Regions from separate parts of the Homo sapiens genome. Here region 1 is linked to region 2. A link is a loop called in an ENCODE intact Hi-C map of the cell type or tissue named here. Cell type or tissue: gastrocnemius medialis. All regions are shown on one strand.

What was found. Peaks named below come from ENCODE experiments on the same cell type or tissue, not always from the same donor. Only the 100,000 strongest peaks of a DNase experiment are listed, where the experiment ranks them.
Region 1: a loop joins it to region 2, with 2.1 times the contacts of the local background. A loop is called at or near these places in 3 of 110 quality-filtered maps.

The regions. Positions count from the first base shown.
Region 1 is chr7:151,503,132-151,505,631 of GRCh38, reverse strand. All of the region lies in intron 1 of RHEB (Ras homolog, mTORC1 binding), which reads left to right. It also overlaps the pseudogene ETF1P2. Among named protein-coding and RNA genes, the nearest start is that of RHEB, 16 kb to the left of the region's middle. In gastrocnemius medialis, no CTCF peak of the experiment used is centred here; a DNase peak (open chromatin) is centred at 1,521; H3K27ac peaks cover 2,500 bases.
Region 2 is chr7:151,086,257-151,088,756 of GRCh38, reverse strand. AGAP3 (ArfGAP with GTPase domain, ankyrin repeat and PH domain 3) reads right to left here and starts at 2,282. Exons shown (of 18, transcript NM_031946.7): 1 at 1,685-2,282. The coding sequence starts at 2,015. RefSeq lists an enhancer at 727-886 and silencers at 1,107-1,376, 1,737-1,806, 2,173-2,262, 2,313-2,500. In gastrocnemius medialis, CTCF peaks have their summits at 1,036 and 1,237; a DNase peak (open chromatin) is centred at 1,419; H3K4me3 peaks cover 1,948 bases; H3K27ac peaks cover 2,338 bases.

The sequences.
Region 1 (2,500 bases), 420 kb before region 2:
GTCACATATATGTTAAGTGTATACTTTAGGAGAAACTACCAAACTGTTTTTCCAAAACATTTTGACCATTTTATGCCTCCACTAGCAGCACATGAGAGCTTTGGTTGCTGCCTGCCCATCCTCCCTGATACTTGGTATTGGCGGCCTTTCTAACTTTCTAGCTATTCTCAGATGGTAGGTTGTGGTTTTATTTGAAATTTCCCACTAAGAATGGTGGACATCTTTTCATATACCTACTGGAAATTTGGATATCTTGGTTTGTGAAGTGTCTGTTCAAGTCTTTTGCCTAGATTATCAGATTCTTCTTACTGAATTATATATTCTGAATAAAAGTCCTTTTTCAGATGTGTATTTAATGAATATTTTCTCCTAGTGTGACTTTTTTGTTGTTCCTGTGTTTCAGAGAACAGAAGAAGTTTGTAAGTTTGATGAAACTCGGTTCACTTTTTCGTTTTTTTTTTTGTTTTGTTTATTTTGTATCGTGTCAGGAATCTGTCTACCTGAAGATCATAAAGTTGTTTTTTTTTTTGTTTTCACTTTTAAGCTCTGTTGGACTTGAGAAAGTTTTGTTTTTTGGGTTTTTTTTTTCATATTCTAGAAGTTTTGTAGTTTTAGCTTTTATGTTTAGGTCTCTGATCCATTTCTAGTTAGTTTTTATGTATGAGGTAAGGGTGAAGATTTTTTAAAAAACTTGAGGTCCCACACCTGTAAAAAGAAAGGAAAAATAACATTTAAAACTTTGAGAAAATTTCTTTTTTTTTTTTGAGGTAGCATTCAACAGGTTTTGGCAAGTCTGCAGTCATCTACATCCAGAATCAGGCTGTAGAACAATCCATCAACCCAAAAAGCGCCCTGTGCCTGTTTCTAGTTAGCCCCCTACCCCTTTGTGGTTTTTATCCTATAGTTTTGTCTTTATCAGGATGCCCAATAAATGGAACCATATATTATGCAGCTTTTTGCGTCTGGCTACTTAGCACAACACATTTGAGATTTATTCATGTGTACATATACCAGTATTTAATTCCTTTGTATTGCTTAATAGGACAGTTGACCCTTAATCAACACAGTTGGAACTGTGTGGGCCCACTTATAGGCAGGAATTTTTTTTTCCTCAACCAAATGCAAATGGAAAATACAGTATTCCTTGGATGCAAAGCCCACATGTATGGAGGGCCGACTTTTCATATATGCAGATTCTGCAGGGTGAAAAGCAGGGCTTCATCACACTCGGATTTTGCTATCCTCAAGCATCCTGGAACCAGTCCCCCTTGTATACCAAGGGATGCCTGTATCCCTTTGGGTGGATTTTTTCCCCCCACTTAAATTGCATGTTTTATTTCCCCCAATCCCAGCAATAGCACAGAAGCCCCATCATATCCAACCCAAACTGGTTTCGAGTAGGTTAAGGTTATAGGGACACTTGTCAGAACGTTGATACAAAGGGCTCCCAAACGCTGGGCACAAATGTGTCAGCAAACAGATGGAAGTAAACAGTGCACTGGCCCAAATGCTTCATGAGTCAGTTTGATTTTGCAATGCAGTTTGCATCCTTGAAACTGCCAGTCTGGAGGGAGACAGGGTAGCTTGAGGGAGTGAAGTTGAAATTGCCTCCTATTAGCTCACCCTTTCAACATTAAACAGACCAAGAGAGAAATGGTTCCAACATTTCACCACATCTATTTCTTATGCAGTCTAAGCTGGGAATGCCATGTAAATGGATCACTGCGAAATGCAGCAATTTAATTTTTCTCCAATCAAAATAAGAAAAAAACCAGTATGATCTCACTTCTATTAACTTTTGAAGGTTTACAGCAGTTAAAATATTTTTACTTCTGTATATGAAGGCTTAAAAAAATTTTTTTTTTTTTCATAAAATACAAGAGCAACGAATTTCACCATCGAGTAAAAGTAAAAACTGGGATTCTTGTTTAAATTAGTCCAAAGTGGCATTTAGGAACTTAGTTGTAGGCTGCTGCGCTGACACCATGACAAAACAAAGTGTGGGGTTGGGTCTGGTTTTGTTTCAGTTATCTTTTCAATAACCAGTACTCATGGATAAAGTTCTGGAAGTGTTTCAGTTGTAAGGCAGGGATCTGTTAGAATTCCACCATGGGTATGCTTCTTGGGTTGGATGCTGGAGGGTGAGGCACGTTTTGCCAGACTCATGTCTAGTCATCAAGGTCAAAAAATTCATTGTCTCCTCCTTGGTATTCCATTCCCTGGAAATCTACTCGGTACTGCAGGATACCTCCAATTCCACCAAATCCTTTCACAAACCGAGACCCGTCTTGCATTTTATCTGTGATCATTTCCAACATAGCTCCAAATTTTTTATAGTTGTTAGCAAACCATTCCAACAGGGGCATGCTCTCGATAAGCTCATGTTCCTGTCCGGTCTCTTTGTCTGTGAAATGAGATTTATCCTTTTCTTGCTTTGGAGTTAGAGAATTTTCTCCTTTTCTGTGCCTTGGCAATAAAGAACATATCTCATTATATCCAG
Region 2 (2,500 bases):
AGGCTCCCCTGAGCTGGGGAGGAGGGGTCGCTGCTCATCAAGCTGGAGCCAGGGGAGCCCGGAAACCTCTCCCTGCTCTGGGAAAAGCTCGGAAGCAGATGTGCCCCCACCCTCCTGTGGCCGGCCCACGAGGCTTGTCGCCCTCCAGAAGGAGCTGGGGGAAGGTAAGCTTGGAGCAAATCAGGAATGTCTTTACTTCCTCCAAGGACAGTGAAGCTGCAGCAACGATGTCTCTCCCGCCTCCACCCTCTTCAGATCTAAGAGGAAAAATTGGTCATCTCCTGTCTTTGGGGCCCAGGGCTCGCACAAATGCCATCTCCTAGTCCCCAGCCACAGCGGTGATTCAGGCCATTTACTCAGATCCACGTTAATGAGTTTTTTCTGTCACCTAATTAGTTCACAGAGAACTCAGCCTTGAGAGGAAAGAAATAAGAACGGGTTGGGAAAAGGCAGAAGGAAGTCAGACTGGCATGTCACAACAAAAGATAGAACCCAGCACCACATGGGGTCCCCCCAGACCCAGTACTTCTTCCCCGGCTATGGGGACCTCTGAAAGCAGAAAGGGAGGTGTTCAGGTGCACTATCCCCCAGAACCTCAGGCAAGCAGATGAAGCTGGGAGTGGGGCCCTAACCTTAAGGCCCAAGTCAGGGACAGGCCCCTGCCCATAACTCCATGTTATCGCAAAAGGCCTTGGCTCTCACTGCATTTCCACTGAGGCCAAACCCACCACCTGCCGGTGGGCGTCCCCTTTCAAACAGAGCTGGGGGAGGAAGCAGATGGCCCAGGGTGAGGCCCATCTGTCCGTGCCCGCTCGAAGGTCACCATGCCACCGGGGTGCCTGCGGGTGCCTCCAGCACCCACCACACCAGGGCTTGCGAGGCATCTGCCAGCAGCGTGCCACCACTTCCTGTGCCCTCAGCGGTCGAAAGTCCAGGGCCTAAGGGCCCAGAGAAAAAAGCGCTAGGCAGCGCAGTGGCCGGGGGTTTCCGGTCCCCGACTCCGGGTGCGGTGTCCCTGGCGGTCGGTCAGCACCCGGCTGCCCAGCAGCTGCCTCCAGACCGAGGAGCCGCGGATCCCCGTCAGGCTCATGACCCGGCCAAAGCGCGGATGGACCTGCCGGCGCCTCCCACGCGGTCGCTGAGCCTCAGCCCAGCGCCAGGCCCGGCCCGCTCCCGCTTGGCCGCCGCGGCGTAGGGGGTGTGCGTCGGGAGAGGGCGCCGCGGCGAGCGCCACCCTCCGGGCCTGCGGGCGCTGGGCCCGGGAAGGCTGCCATCCACTAACGCGAGGCTCCGATCCCCCGCCCCACTGCGGAGCAGGGCCCGGGCAGCGGCTAAGAAGCCTCCCCGGTCACGACCCCACCTCCCCGCAGCTGAAGCCCTCTGCCGCGCCCACCTTCCCCGGCCAGGCCTGGACAGATCTGGTCCCGGCCCCCCCAAGCGACACCACCTTCGCGCCCTGGAACACAGTCAGCAGAAAACCCCCAACCCCAAAGTGTCCCCGAACGAGATATGGCGAAGCTGCCCGCCGGTTCTGCAACACAGATCGGCAAACCTCGTGGCCTGGTCCTCAAGCGCGCAAGGACCCCCGACAGGGAGAGCATGGCCAGGCACGGCCTGTGGAGCCCTCGGCCGGCGCCGGAGAGGCCACTGCGCCCCGGCTCCCGCAGCCCCCGGCTCCGCTCACCCTCGATGGAGATGACGTGCTCCCGGATCTGGTTCTGCAGCGCCAAATCCTCGATGCGCTCGATCAGGTCGTAGATGGCGTAGATATTGGGATGCACGGACTCGAAGCGCTGGATCTCGGCCCGGATGGCCGCGGAGTTGGAGAGCGCGAACTGCTGGGGGGGCCCGCCGGCCAGCTGCTGCGAGGGGCCGCCGCCGCCCCCGGCCCCGGGCCCCGCGCCGCCGAACTGCCCGCCGCAGACGAGCTGCTGCGCGGCAGCGCCGCCGCCCCCCGGAGCCGCCAGGCTCTGCTGCTGCTGCGGGCTCTGCCCCCCGCCCGCCTGGAAGTTCATGGCTTCGGAGCCGTGGGGCCCGAGGCGGGCCCGGGGCGGCGCGGCGGAGGCGGCGGCGGCGGCGGCGGCGGCAGCGGCGAGCGGGAGCGCGGGGCTGGCGGGGCCGGGACTACTGGGCTGGCGGCGCGGGGCTAGCGCATGGAGCCGGGGGCCGGGGGCCGGAGGCCGAGGCCAGGAGGCGCCGCCGCGCACGCTGTGGCCGCCGCTGCCGAGCGCTTCCCAGCGCCGTGATCCCGCTGCCTCGGAGCAGCCTCCAGCGGCAACAACAACGGGACCGGGAGCGCGCGGCCCAGGCCCTCCCCCCGCGTCATGCGCACGCACCGCCGCCCCCGCCGGCTCCGGCACACGCAGCCCGAGCCCCCCTCCCCGCCGCCCCCGCCCCTCCTGCGCGCCGGCCCGGGCGCCCCCGCCCCTCGCTCGCTCGCTGGCTCTGCAGCCTCCACCCCCGAGCCGCGCGCTCCAGCCCTGGCGCCCCGGCCCCTCCC